Linked DNA regions of Homo sapiens: region 2 is linked to region 1. The links are chromatin loops, found by intact Hi-C in ENCODE. Cell type or tissue: heart right ventricle. All regions are shown on one strand.

Region 1 (8,000 bases):
CGATGAGGTGCCTGTGGTTTGGTATAGGTAGCAAAGGTCTAGGAAGTCCGTAAAGTGGAGAAGGCTTCTTTATGGGTAGACTTGAGACAACCCATGGGGGTTATGAGAAATAAGTGGAGAACCTAGAGATACTGTAATGATAGATTTGGGGGAAAACCAGAGAAAATGCTGTTTATGATCATTAATATCCCACTTTTACCTGTAGCTTCATATGGTTTGGGGAATTATTGATTATGATTATGATAGTAACCTGACATGAGTGGCCAGATTGATCACAGTATAGATAGCCTGGGGCCCTTCCAGCTCCTGTTCTTCAGTATGAGAGGTTTCTAATTGTCACACGTGGAATTCTGCCTTCTTCCTCATACCTGCCTCCTGCTCCAACACGCTACGAGTTCAATATTCGGTGCTATCAAGCAGCATTCCTGGAAGCACAGAGATTTGAAAGAAAGGTTTCTGAATGTCATGCCAAATCTCCATCTGACTGGAGTAACTCAAGCAAATAGTCCAAAACTTCCAGAATAAATTGGATAAAGGTGGTAAGCACTTTCGAGCTTCCAAGAAGTGGGGCGGGGATGGAGGAAGCTGCCCAATATTAACAATATGCACAGAGACAGAGGCATTTGTATTACAGTGGGTGGTATGCTGTGTTTCCCTCTTACTAAGTGTTGCCCATGCAAAGGCTGAGATGGTGGCATGATGCCTTTGCTGTCAGTGATACCAATTGCATTTGTGTACTCTAAGAGAAATAAAATAAGCTTCTTTCCCTCATGATGATATAATTGTCTTTCTTGTCCTTCGAGATTAGCCAAAGATGTAGTAAAGGCATTAGATATGTGTTAAGAATGACACCACCACAACCACCACCATTACCAGCAACAACAAGAGTAAACACTTACATAGCACTTATTCCGTTTTTGGCACTGTTCTAAGATACACACACGCATGCATATACATGCACATACTTTTTTTCTCCATTATTCCATCTGTCTTCTCACAATGACTTACAGATTGGGCAAAAGAGTGGTCCTCCTCAGGCCAAATTAGGTTTTTCTAAAGTGTGTTTTTAAGATCTTTTGTTCTGGAGAGCTTAACAGGTGTTACAAAACAGGATTCCCTGATCAAGTAAGTTTGGGAGACATTGGGTTATAAAATATAAGCACATTTCTCTACTGCAGGACTTCCAAATGGGCTAATGTATATGGAGATTTTTTCTGATAGAGGAAAATCATAGATGAAATCTGCAGAATTTCTCAAAAAGAGGCAGTAAACCGTGGTGTTATGAGTGGGGGCCTCTGATAGCAGACTTTCTGGGTTTAGAACCCAGCTAGGATATTTCGCTTGCTCCTTATAGGACCTTGGAAAAGTCTGTTTTATCTTTTTGTGCTCCAGGTGTCCTTATCTGTCAAATGGGGATAATGGTAATATTTACATCAGAGTGGTTTTAATATATTCAAACTGCTTAAAAGAGTACTTGGCTTTTAGGAAATGCTCGATAAATACAAGCTGTTTTTTTTTTTGTTTTTTGAGACGGAGTCTCTGTCACCCAGTCTGGAGTGCAGTGGCGCAAGCTCAGCTCACTGCAACCTCTGCTTCCCAGGTTCAAGTGATTCTCCTGCCTCAGACTACAGAGTAGCTGGGGTTACAGGCAAGCGCCACTACGCCCGGCTAATTTTTTTGTATTTTTAGTAGAGACAGGGTTTCGCCATGTTGGCCAGGCTGGTCTCGAACTCCTAACCTCAGGTGATCCACCCACTTCGGCCTCCCAAAGTGCTGGGATTACAGGTGTGAGCCACCGTGCCCAGCCTTTACAGGCTAATTTAATTTTAATTTGATTTGACTCTGTAACCCTTTTCTTGCAAGCATCTCAGGGGATTAAAGTCTTACAGTGCACGTGTGTGGTGCACACACACACACATACACACTTTGGAAAATGCCAAGTTGGGTCCTTCTGGTAAAAAGACTATAGAAGAATGGCACTGGGGAAGAAAGAAAATAAAGGAGATCAGATGACGCCTGGGTTGAAAGACTACAACTCTGCAGTCCAAGTCTCAAAAGTTATTTTCTTATTCCGTCTCTAGATACTTTAAAAATTTTTATGGAGATAATTACCTGCTGCCCTCAAATTGGTTATGTTTACTTTTCTGGAGGAGGGAAAATGGACTAAATGAGGTTTTCGAAACCCAATTCTCCAATGACTTAAATGGCTTTGATTTCCGCATTTGAAAAATGGATCTACTGTTACTGATCTGCATGTGGAATTTTCCTACGAAAAAGGTATGATACTCAAACATCTATGATTAACCTAGGCCCACAATCAAATGGAATTACCATCTCGTGCTCCAGTTTTATCATAAGATGGCAAATGGCAAGATATCAAGCAATATCCTGACTGGACTCTTTGTGGGCTGAAGGTTCTATATCCCCAACTACCCTTTAGAGATAGGCGGTATCATGTAGCGCGTGAGTCCCACAACTGTCATGTACATCAGAATCACCTGTGTGTCTTGTAAAAGTAAAGTTAAAACAACCAAACTTCAGAGTTTTTGTTTCAGTAGGTCTGTTGGGGGCAGGTTGTGGGGAGAGAGGGCTGAGAATTTTGTTCCCAGGTGATGCTAATGGTGCTGGTCCAGGAACTGCACTTTGAAAACCGCTGATATATGTTCCCCTTCCTGTGTCCATGTGTTCTCATTGTTCAATTCCCACCTATGAGTGAGAACATGGCACATGTATACATATGTAACAAACCTACACGTTGTGCACACGTACCCTAAAACTTAAAGTATAATAATAATAATAATAATAATAATAATAATAAAAGAAAACCACTGATATAGAGGTTAAGTGAGGGGGCACTGAAATTGGACAGACCTGGGTTTAAACTCTAGCACCATCACTTAGAAGCTGTGAAATCCTGGTTAAATTATTTAATCTCTGTGACTTAATTTACATATCTATAAAGTGGAGATAATAGTAACAACCTGGTAGGGTTGTTGTGAGGACTAATGAGTTCATATATGTGAAGCCCTTCAAATAGTGCCTGCTGTAAATTAGCCTCAGTTGTTACTATTGTTGTTATTGTTATTGTTATTAAAAGAAAGGTCTTGTAGGGAAGAGAAGTCAAGTCAGGGCTCTGAGTTGGGACAGGATCCCTAGGAGTGGGAAAAAAAGCATTGATATGACAACCCACATTATTCCCTTTTAAAAGGGACATTAATGGTAGAAGTTGATACATTGGTTTTCTAGACATGAAGATGCTTCAGGACAGGGCTATTTAAACCCCGAGAGTTGATTTGTGTTACTCAGCTGTCTAGTTTGCTGGTCTTTCTTAACTCCCTACCACCTCAACCCCACAACATTCTTAAGCTCCTCCTTTCCTTAGCAAAGTGGCAACAGGACAAGTTTAGCAGTGGCCCTCTAAGGCAGATGCTCCATGCCCTCTTCAGAAATCTCCTGGCAATATTTTCATTCCAGGGAATATTTATGAAGTACTCACTTGTGTTTCAACCTCCATGGTTTGATTTTTGTTTTAGAAACCCAGCTAATTCTTCCGGGGGAAAAAAAGGTCCCAGTTTAAAATTCTGATGCCTTTGGTAAGTTGTCCACAGAAGAGAGAAATTTCGTTAATGATCTACCCACCTTGCTCTCAGGTATGCCTCCCATGTTTCAAGGTTCCCTATGTACCTTTAATTTTGATAATAATTAGGAAGCTTGTAAGCATTATCAGGAAGCAACTGTGTGCCCTGGTTGGGGGAGGGTGAATACATCTGGGCATTAAGTAACTGGCCCTCAATCTCTCTGAATGACATTTCAGTGCATTTTTTAAGGATCAATTTTCATACTTCATTGTGGTGGCTGATTCTGGTATGCTGGACAGAAAGGTTTATGATGCCCAATGGGTTAATCAGCTTTGACCAAATCTTTCTTGAAGTACTAAAATGGAGTGTAGCTCTCATCCACAGCAGCTTTCTCCCTCTGCTCATTAGTTCATGTCGGGACTTTAATAGTACAAAGCAAAAGAAAGAGGGTGTGTGTTTGCGTGTCCCCATTTGCCTTTTCCCTCTATACTCACCAGCTGAGAGTAATTTATTTGTTTCCACAAGGGGAAATGTGGAGATAAATGCCTCAATGATTAAAGTCCTGGCCTATAAGTTGGAAAACCTTGGTTCTAGAACTAGCATCACCTGTGACTTTCTTTATGACCTTGGATTTATTAGCTAGATTTTTCTGGGCCTTTGTGTCCTTTCTGTAAAATAGGATGGTCTTGATCATCCCATTTCACAGGGTTGTTGAATACCTAATGAGATAATATACCTGGTCATGCTTTGGAAACTCATTAGTGTTTTATGGATATAAGAAATGATTATTATACTCAACAAATTCTGATTAGATATTCTGCGTTTTTTCTCATGCCCTATTTAATAACAATCTTATAACTTAAAGAATCAAAATATAAATTAAATAACTCTGTATATTTTACAGAGGTAAAACTTAAATTACGGGTTAAGAATTTTCAAAGGGCCAAAGAAGAAAAAGCCTCCAATAAAAAGCACAAGGGAATTTATTTTTGTCTAGTTGACTGGTCTTTCAGAAATAAAAAAGAAGCCATTTCAGAACTGACCAGTAGATGTCAGTGTTTGACAAGCACATAGCTGTTTGCTGAGGCTCCCGTATTAGCATCTGGCTCCATTTCAGCTAGCAAGTTTCTCTGCAAAGGAGAGGGAGTTTGTGTAACTGAAGCAAAGATTTTGCTTTCTCACTTCTCGCCCTGTCTTGCGGAAAACAGCATGATGCTTTGGGTAAGTCGTCGTTATCTTCACTTTCAGTGATTCCCTTTATAGATCTGCAGTCTGCTGAGAAGTTTAAAACACAAAATTAAACATGTGCTTAGCTCCCTGAAGGCCACATACTTGTTTTTCTTCACAAAGGTGCTTTTCCTTTTCCAGACCCACCTTCCCTTCATCCTACCCTTTGTGTAATATTAATCAAATATAGCCAGGAAATACTGCTGTTTGGGGACCAGGTTCCAAAGCTCTTGAAACAAGGATTTTATTTTTTGCTGCAGAGTGACACTTGCTCTGATTTCAGATGAAATTGCCATTTTCTAAAAATGGCAGCTACTTGGTGTGTCATTTTTCAAAAGAAAATGTGATCACATTGTAGCTGCGCTAAGCAGCCTCTTTCAGTCCTCTTTCGTTTTACACTTTTACTGGAAGGCTTTGAAAGAGGCAATGCAATTAGGTTCCAGTTGTCTCTGTTGAACTCAGAGATGCTCACCTTTTCCTGGGGAAGATGAATTCTTGTTATGTTGGTTTCTTATCGCATCCTGGATTAGGGAGGAAATGTGCAGCGAATTCAGACTAGGGATGGTGATAAAATCAACTGAGCTCTTTGAAAAGGCCACCCGCCTTGGGTTTCTGGAATTCAGACTTGTGGGGCTTTTACTCTTGAACAATTTTTAAGGATTGGGTAGTCAGGTTTTCTTTTCTTTTTCTTTCTTTCCTTCTTTCTTTTTCTTCTTCTTCTTTTTTTTTTTTTTTTTTTTTTTGGTGCCTGTGTTGCCCTTTATAAGCAGCCAGCTCAGATGCATTTAGAGACCATTTTTGTGGAATGATTTGGAACTGCAATCTCCCCTCCTTGGTTTGCTCTCATCCTTTTTGCATTTCTATTGGCCAAATGGAATGAAATAGTTCAATGTCATAAAGTCAGAGGTGGCTTTAGGCTTTGGGCACACTTTCTGAAGACCAATGGAGGTGGTCTGGGTGTGACAACGCCTACCAGTGTGGAGTAGTGCCCTGCTGCAGCATTCTTAGTGGCTGCTGGCCAAGAACTGGCCTTGTCCTGGGAAATGAGTCATCAGACATAAGCAGCTTGTTCTTGGAGGCAGAGCTGGCATTGGTTTCAAGGTCCTCTTGCATTTGGTGCACATCTGCTACTGCTTCACTGTGTCTCAACCTCCCTGGGTCCCCTCTCAGCAGTGTTCATAGTCTTGGAGGAAGAAACGTTCCCCCATTTCCCAGAAGGCTGATTTTCCATCACCTTGCCACTTCCCAACTCATTCCAGAGAACTTATCCCTCCTCAACTCCTGAAGGACCCTTTTTTTTTTTTTTTTTTTTTTGAGATGGAGTCTCACTCTGTCACCCAGGCTGCTGGAGTGCAGTGGCATGATCTTGGCTCACTGCACCCTCCACCTACGAGGTTCAAGCGATTCTCCTGCCTCAGCCTCCTGAATAGCTGAGATTACAGTTGCGCGCCACCACACTGGCTAATTTTTGTATTTTTAGTAGAGAACGGGTTTCACCATGTTGGTCAGGCTGGTCTCGAACTCCTGACCTCATGATCCACCCACCTCAGCCTCCCAAAGTGCTGGGATTACAGTCATGAGCCACCATGCACAGCCAAGGACCTTGTTTCCATACATAAAGAGGTTGAAGGTCTGGACCTTTTAGTCTGACACCTTCAACCTCTTCCTTACCTTGATGCTTCCCCTCTGCTTTCCTGCAAGTGAGGTAGTTAAGAGCAATAGTTTTGGAGGCCAACATACCATAGCCACTTGCTACCTGTCTGACATTAGGCAAGATCCTTTATTTCTCTGAGCCTCAGTTTCTTTGTTATTATTTTTTGTTTTATTTTAAATGAACAAATAACAATTGTATATATTGTATATTTATAGGACACAATGTGATATTTTTATACATGTTAATATTGTGAAATGATTAAATCATGCCTATTAACAAATCAGTCACCTCATATACTTTTTTTGTGGTGAAAACATTTCAAACCTATTCTTTTAGAAATTTTGAAGTATACGATGTGTTATTATTTATTATAGTCACCATTTGGTACAATTGATTACTAGCAATACCTACCTTGCTGTGTTTTGTGATTAGTAAATGAAGTACTATATGTAAGGCAACTAGCACTTTGTAGGAGCAAAGTAATCTATAGCTGCTGCTGTTAATTTTGTTGTTATTACTATTCTACTTGTTGCCGGCCTGCTCTCATCTCACTCTCCTCCCTTTAACTGTTCAATATTTTGAATGACTAGGTTATCCTTATATTCATTTACATTTACCATTTACTCACTATCCATTCCCTCTTGTTTTGGCAATTATATTTTAAATTCCAAAGGTTCTTCTTGTTCTCTGTTTTTTTGCTTGTAATATCTTGTCCATATTTTATTTCATTTTTTTTTTGAGGCAGAGTTTCGCTTTTGTTGTCCTGGCTGGAGTGCAATGGTGAGATCTTGGCTCACTGCAACCTCCACCTCCCAGGTTCAAGCAATTCTTCTGCCTCAGCCTCCTGAGTAGTTGGGATTACAGACACCTGCCACCACGCCCAGCTAATTTTTTGTATTTTTAGTAGAGATGGGGTTTCACTATGTTGGCCAGGCTGGTCTCGAACTCCGGACCTCAGGCCATCCACCCGCCTTGGCCTCTCAAAGTGCTGGGATTACAGGCGTGAGCCACTGTGCCCAGCCTATCTTGTCAATATTTCATAGATGCAAAGATCATTTCAAACTAGTCTGAAGAAAATAATTAGAATTTAAAAAAATCTCCATTGTTCCTAGAATTATTTTTATTCTAGGGTCTTTTTATGTTTTCTGCTTGTTTCTGTTTGCTCAATTATCCTCTCTTCTCTGATTATTGACATTTTATCTACTTTTTCTAGGTCCAGTTCAAATGACATATCCACTATGATGTCATCCTTAATCCCCATAGTTGGAAGCAAATACTCCCTTCTCTTCTTCACTTCTATAACCCCTGGTTTGCACTTTTTTTTTTATTACATAGCACCATATATTGTATAGTTAAATGTTTGTTTTTGTGTTTCAGTTTGACATTCTCCTTGGAATATAAATTCCTGAGGTCCAGGACTGTGCTATACATGCCAACCACTCTGTGTGTGTTCAGTACTGGGCTCCCTGCCTTTGTAGGGACACAGAAGGATCTTGCTGGCCATCAATACAGTGTGAGAATCATGAAACTTAAGTAAGAAT
Region 2 (8,000 bases), 790 kb after region 1:
CTGATGTAGTTTATATTGTATTACATCATAGAGTAAAACGGGGAGTTTTTGTTACAGAACCAGCAGCAGGCTGATAAGAAAACATGAAAGAGTTTAAAAAATAGTGACACAACTATACTTTTGAATACAGATGGGAAAATCAGAAGTTTGTAATTAATATATAGAACCCAAGATTAAAATAAAATAAGAATATAACATGAGCAAATAGATTTTGTTCCAGAGATGCAAGATAAGTATTAGAAAATCTGATGACATTTGCAACACTAATAAGCCCAAAAGAAAAATAAAACATATAATCATGACAGATGTTAAAAAAGAAAAAGAATGCAGTATTTATTACTGATAAAAAATAAAGTACAGATTTGCTTTATTAAAGTAGCAGCCAGAATCATATTTAATAGTCAAGCACTACAATTATTTCTGTTATAATCAGGAAGAAGACAGTAGTCTCAAAAACCATTAGTATTGTGTAAATCACTATTATATAAAATTTTTTGGAATTTCTCCTAAAGCAATAATACAAAATAATGAATCCAAAAGTGTAAATATGATTAAGTAACATGGCAAAATTACCATTATTTACTCATGATTGTATATCTAGAAAAAAAAGGAAGAATTTCTAAACCAAACAAAATAAGAAGCAATATGATGATTGAGTAAAATAGTAGGCTACTGCTATGGACTGAGTTATTTTCCCTCAACATTTATATGTTGAGGCCCTAATCCCCAATGTGATTATATTTGGAAACAGGGCATATAAGAAGGAAATTAAGGCTAAATAAGCTAATAAGGGTGAGGCCCTGATATAATCAGATCAGCATCCTTAAAAGAAAAGATGCTAGTGAGTTCATTCTCACTCTCTGAACATAAACATAAACAGAGAAGTCAAGTGAGTACATAATGAGATTGCAGACACCTGCAAGGCAAGAGAAGCAGTTTTAGAATAAAACCTAACTTGTCAATACCTTCATCTTGGACTTCCAAGCCTCCAGAACTGTGAAAAATACATTTCTATTGTTTAAGTCACCCAGTCTTTCATCTTTGTTATGGAAGCCTGAGATGGATAATACAGCTACCAATTTTAGGCAAAATGGGTAAGAATTTCACATAGCAGGTGCATGATGGCATATTATATTTATCTTCAACTTTTATATATGTTAATGTGTATAAAATTTTGTATCTTGGAAATATTTTAAGAAATATTTTTTAAAAGAGACAATGTAAGATGGCAAATACTTATGAAATAAGTAAAATCAGATTTAAATTACTATAATATTTTACAATTAGATAAAATGTGCAAATAAAATATAGAAGAAAGAGTTATATATATACACTCACAAAATAGCAACAAAAACATTAACAAACACGGTATAAGCAACAAATAAATAGAACCTATAAGACAAAGCTATGAAACATAAATGAGGGATATAAAAAATACTTGAATAAATGTGGAGATGTACTTCTTTCTCTGATTGTAAATATTTTAGTTACCCCTAAATTAATTAATACTAGTTTTGATAATCCCAATAAAAATTCCAGTGGGGCATTTTTGTAATTTGGAAAGTGATTTAATGTTTATCTGAAAGAGTAAACATATGACAATAGCCAGAAAAGGCATTGCCTTACCAGATTTCAAAGCCTATTATAAAGCTATCCAGAAATTAAAACTGCATTGCTGGCCTAGAAATGGAACAGATTGGAGCCTTAAGACAGGTTATTAAGTACATTAAGAATTCAGTAGCCATTGAAATTTACCACCACAAATCTGCAGTTCAGAATAATGATTAAGAATGTTTTTTAGAGTCAGGCAGTCTTGAGTTCAAACCCCTGATCTGTCATTTATTAGCTGTGTGTACCTTCATTAATTTCCTCAACCTATGTGAATATGAGTTTCATCATCTGTATAATGGGACAGTAATACTTACATCAGAATGAAATAATGTATGTGCCTGGTACAATTTACATATAGTAATACATAATTTACATACAGTAAATCCTCAATAAATGGTAGTTTCTGGATCCCTGTCTCACTCCTTGCATCAATATAAATTGCAGGTGAGTCAAAAGTCCACATATGTAGAAAATAAACAAAATAGAATAAAAATATAGAGGAATGGAAATATAATTATATTTTGAGGTAGTTATAAGCATGATGAAGAAATTGAAAATCATAAAGCAAAAAATAGTATATTTGTTATATAAGAAATAAATTCTGTGTAATGAAAATTAAATTACCATAATAAGTTGAATGACAGCAACACTATTGGGGAAAGGATATGCAATATATATGTCAATATGATTAATTTTATGTGAATATTTACGTTTCAATGGTTAGTTATTTGTGTTCCATATGTATGCTGTCTTGGTTTTAATACATTTTTTTTTCTGTAAATATTCATTAGCAATGAGTGGCCCTATATTTGTAGAAGACTTGAAATGAAGCTGAAGCAATTGAAACATGGGTCCTGTTTGCTAGATGGAATTATTTCCAGTTGCAGAGGGATGATGTTATTTCTGTTTGTCTAATGTCTTTATTAATGACTTTGAAAAGTAGTTAAATGACATGTTAATTAAATTTGAGGTGATAGTAAAGGAGAAAGCGTTGTGAATATCATTGAGATTCCAAACAATAACCTCTTTGGGAGAGGTTAAGGATATAAGCAAACTAGAAAGCCAGATTTAACCTATCAAGTAAAAGCAATCATGCAGGGAAAATGATCAAAAATAGATATTTTAGTCTAAGGAGAGTACTGACTGGAAATCAGCCGTGCTGTGAGCATTTGGCAGTCACTAGAATAGAATTAGGCTAAATAAAATTCTCAAGCAATGAGAAGATTCACACTGAATTTTTAACTTATTTCCAAAAAAAATGCATTTTACTTTGAAGTGTTGTTCTAAATGTTGGTGTAGCCCACAAACAAAGGACCATAGGCTTTAGGGATAGATCTTATGATCAGAAAAATGTCCATATCTGCTGCTGAGGTAAAAAAAAAAAAATCTCTACAGCATGGATGAAATTAGTTGTGTAAAGAAAACTTGATGAGCAATACCACATCTTAGAGAGTGTTTTGGAAAAAGGTAAATGATTAATCTGCATTTTAAAGTTAGTGTTTCCACTTACTTCAGAACCACCTGGAGTGCTTTTTAAAATGCAGATTTCTGGGCTCTAGCACAGACCAACTGAAGCAGAATCCCTGGATGCAGGCACATGTAATCTGCATTTTAAAGGAAGGTTGTTTTCTTTCTTTTTACATAATAACTTTGGGAACCATTGCTTAGTGTTATCTGTACGAAATTCCACTAAAATATGATGAATGGAAAATAACATACAAAATGGGAACTCTATCATACTATGGAAAGCTTTTGTAATGACTTGGAATACTATGGCACCGATTATTAGGAGTTAACCAACACCACACAAAGGAGAAGCATAAAATCATCAAGATTATTTGTGTACAGCCTCACAAATTGGATAGTACACAACTCCATGGTGAATTATTCACATAGATTACCGTGTGGATGGCACCCCCTAGAGTTTGCAGTGCAGATCTTAAATCAGTACATACAGATGTTCCCAGTTAGTACTAGCATAATTATATTTTGGAGCAGGGTAGTTCATTAATCTCTATCACACTCAAAATGAAAAGATTTATGTTTTCCATGGTTCGATTCACCAGACATTACAAATTTGGCATTCAAGATGCCTTGATGTTGAGATAAGGAAGTTACTAGAAATAAGAATATACCCTATTTTAATACAGTCACATTTTCATTCATAAATCAGTCTCCTGTTATTTAGACTTGAGTGAATCATAGTTTTATTACCTACAGAGTTGAGCACCAGAACTTGGACCAAGAAAGTTTGCACTAAAGCTATTGATCTAATGAAACCATCCTGAAACTATCAGCCAGCTTTGCCCTTGTTATGACTATAGCTGCCATACTGTCATATTACATATTTTCTGTGGTAAAGGAAAGAAAAAATTAGTTATAAGTAACTAAGAAAAGACAGAAACAGCTTGATGAGCTATAGATTCCATTTAGAATATTTTTCCCTCACATGCATTTTTTTTTTTTTTTTTGCACCTGCAACCAGATTGTAACCTTGAGAAGAATCTTGCCCACAAATTTAGAGGCCACAGTGGAAAATTTACTTCTGGGAGTAGGTCATCAAAAGAGCATGCTGAATCCAGATGCAGAGGAAATTAGAACTTTTGTTTGTTCTCTCTTTGAGGACAACTGTGCTCTCTGTGAAAATTACATAGCCCCTCCTTACACTGTTTCAGGGGGAGAGAAGCCTATTAGCAAAACAAGTAAGGGAGATATTGGAGCACAAAATTGGGAGGAGGAATTAGAAAAATGATTGAGTTTGAAAACTGCTGAGTAATTAGGGGAGGAAAAGGGGATGGAGAGCGACGATTTGTTACCTGAACTAAGAAAGCAGATGGAACTTACTGAAATGGTGAATAGCAAATAATAACTTCTCTCACAGGTTTCCCTTCTCCTGAAAATCACCTTTACTGGACCCAAATGCACTTTCTTTACTTGTCCTTATTTCTTTCCTTTCTTTTACAAATAAACTTCTGTTTACAAGTTTATTCTATGTTTATTACACAGTCCCTCTTTAATCCTTTAACCGCTAACCTAAATATACCTCACCTGAAATTTCTTCCCATCATTCTACTTAATTTGTACTCCTAAAAGTCACCAATGCCGTATCAAACCTATATTTCCCTGTCCAAATCTCTCTCCCAATGTGTTTCTGCTTTTATAAATATCTGCTGGCATTTCCCCCCCGTATAGCAACAGCATAAACATAAACAATAAAAACAATACCAATAACAACAAAGCAAATTATTTATTGAGCACTGCCAGGCACTGTCCCAAGCACTTTGTATGTGTTAACTCTTGATTGTCTCGACAACCTTAAAATGTAGGTACTGTCATATTCTTCATTATACAGATCAGGTAACAAATTTGGGAAATTTCATAACTTTCCCAAGTTCACATAAACTAGTAAATGGTGAAGCCAGGATTTGAACTCAGGTGTTCTGACATCTAAGTGTTTGACTACTTTTATAGGCTCTCCTTCTTTATGCCATATCACTTCAAACTCAGCATATCTAAAATTAAGTTTCTAAACCCCTATCCCTAATCCTAAGCAAAACTCTTTACTTTCTACATTTCTTTAATGAAATCACCATTTTCTCAAGTCTCAATGGTACCATCTTTAAGCATGGATAATGGAAACTAAGGAGTTTTCAGGGTTTTGATTTACCAATGCATGAGAATGTTCATCCAAAAACACATGAAAAACCTCTTTTAATGCAGAATGTATTTACTTTAATATAATATGTACTCAGGTCTATGAACATGCATTAATAATTCTTAAACATTCCAGATCTTTTTCAACATGCTTTCCTGCAAACAAACTTGGATTTTAAATGCTTAGCCAGGGTATGCAATATTTGGCAAAGATTCCTCTGCCTATGCTCTCCTTTAGTGACTCTCAAGCTTCATCAGGCATGTAAACACTCCAGTAACATGCATAAAGAAAAAGGCCCCAAATATATTCTTTCTCCAGATAAGAAGTTATATAAATGAAGAGTGCTCAACTTAAAGTATCTCTAGGTTAAGCAAGATAATAGGTTAAGTGTAGAGATGGGGGGGATTGTTATAGCTAAAAAATTTTAAATAATTTATATGGGAACGGGTTTTAGTCATTCAGATACTTCTCTCTTCCTCACCATGTTTGGAAATGCATAGGTCTTTGGCACAGGGCAGATCAACCTTCTCTGTAGTTGGATTGCTTTTTCATTTTTGTACAGATATTTTGGTGTTTGATAGACTTAGACAACCTTTATATTTTAGCATTGTTTAAAGAGCAAAGCATCAAACATGGGAGCTAGTATATTAAAAGGTGCTTTGCTCAATTCTGTCCTTGAACCTAAAATTTCAAGAGTTCATTCACCTACTATCAGTTGTTTTAAAATTACCCAAAATTGTAGCAATAGTTCTATTCTCTAGAAAAGGGAATTTATGTAACAATAGCTCAACATCAAGGTACTCTTGCTGAAGATGCTTCTGACTTTGTAAAATAACTGAGCCCTTTTTAGTTTTGTTTCCTATGATGCAGTAGGTCTGTGCCTTGTTCTCTAATACCCGCAGTTAGGGCCTTTCTCTTTTGCTTGATCCTTTGCCAAATACTGTAGTTATTTTAATATTGTATTGCTTCATTTTCTTTAACATTGTTTATTTCCAGAAACTGAAATCCACATCCGGAATTTTATTCCCCATGTCAAGTGCTATCTGATTTCTTTGACACTCGCTGTCTATCTGCCTAGCCCTTGGGGCTATCACATATTGGTCACACAAACTATACACTGCAAACTCTAGGGGACACCATTGTGCAGACTCTGATGTGAATAGTGCTCCTTGGAGTTGTGGAATGAGGCGGCACTAACTAGATCTTTACCTATTATGGACTGACACACTATCCTCCCTATCCACCATTTGAACACTTTGCTCCACCTATGTCAGGGAAATTTGTTTAGTCTTTATTACCAGACCTCGTTGACTTCAATTTTCTGCCTTCTTGGACCACCTATTAATGCCTGCTGCTTAAATTCTGCCAAAACCATAAATGCGGTCTTTTTTAAACCTCAGAATTGCACAGAAAAAGCCAAATTGTTAAAATGACAAAATTGCAAAACTCAATGGTATGCGAAAGAACTAGTTGTCAGTGTTCTGGTTTTCACTCTGTTCATATGAGAGAAATATACACATATGCAGTTTTGGTAGCTCACAATATTTATTTTTCTCATGGTATTAATTTCAGTAAGAAAGTTATTCTGTATTTATGCCATCAGACAAGTAAAACAAATTATAAATAATTTTGTCTTTTAAAATACGTATACTGTAGTAGGATAGCTTTTCAGAGGGCTTAAGAATAGAATCTGAAAAGAAACTACATTCTTTCTATAATTCCACTTAAAACACTAGTTGACTGAAAGGAGTGGACCACAATAGATAGTTTATATTATTTGGCTATTGAAAACTTTGTTTAGGCTATACCTATATGGTCATTTTGAATTTCTTTAAGAAAAAGGGTGAAGAGGAATACTGACCCCAGTTGCCATGAGAAAGCATATCATCTTTGCCTTAGATAATCATAAGTCACATATAATGTGACTCTTGCAATTAACTCTTTTGTAGAAATCTAGACATTTCCTAAAAGTGAGACACTAACCATTTGTTAAGTGGTACCAAACGAAGTTTCTAAAGTGTAGAGGTTACTTGAAAACAAAAAATCAGTGGGTTTGGTGAGCATTCACTTTGTGGTCCTCTGAAGGCTAGAAAATTTACTGCAGTAAATCATGGATTTATTAGTGTCTTTTCACTACTAACCGTAATGAGCTCCAAAATATACTTAAGGGCTCTATCCTCAAAGGTGTTTTTCTCTCAACTAGTTTGAAAACTCATTTCAGTTATACTTTTATAAAGTGTGGAGATGAAAGGCAGAGAAGAAGTAGGGACATCCTCATTGACTATAGAGTGACACAAGTGGTATCATTTCCTCACCTCACGTAAACTGCTTCATTGATGAAGTGTTTTGGATTGTCTTGTATTTTTGCAAAGTGTTGCTGATCGATACTGGCTAAGAGCACAGATCCATAGCAATCAGTCTGCTGTGAGGCAATTATATATAATTGAAACATGTAATTCTCTAGCCTGCTTAGTATGAATGAAAACCAATACCATAATATCTTTGTTTAAAGTTTATTTAGTGCAATGGAAGTCTTAAATATCTAAGATCCATGCTCCTTCTAGGTTGAGTACTTTTTTTTCTTCAGCTTCCTTCTGTAATTCCCCAAAGGTAGCTTTATTGTATTATCAAATTCTAGCTAGCTTGCTTCATTGGAGTTTATGATTTTGAAGCAATAGCAATCAGAGGCAAAGTTGATGGTATGGAAAGCTATAGCAAGAAACCTTTCCTTTTT

The links. Peaks named below come from ENCODE experiments on the same cell type or tissue, not always from the same donor. Only the 100,000 strongest peaks of a DNase experiment are listed, where the experiment ranks them.
Region 2: a loop joins it to region 1, with 8 times the contacts of the local background. A loop is called at or near these places in 39 of 110 quality-filtered maps.

What each region holds. Positions count from the first base shown.
Region 1 is chrX:120,785,588-120,793,587 of GRCh38, forward strand. No RefSeq gene overlaps it. Among named protein-coding and RNA genes, the nearest start is that of CT47B1, 86 kb to the right of the region's middle. In heart right ventricle, a CTCF peak has its summit at 4,637 (motif pointing right); a DNase peak (open chromatin) is centred at 5,834; H3K27ac peaks cover 1,288 bases.
Region 2 is chrX:121,575,685-121,583,684 of GRCh38, forward strand. No RefSeq gene overlaps it. Among named protein-coding and RNA genes, the nearest start is that of MIR3672, 210 kb to the left of the region's middle. In heart right ventricle, a CTCF peak has its summit at 3,532 (motif pointing left); no DNase peak of the experiment used is centred here.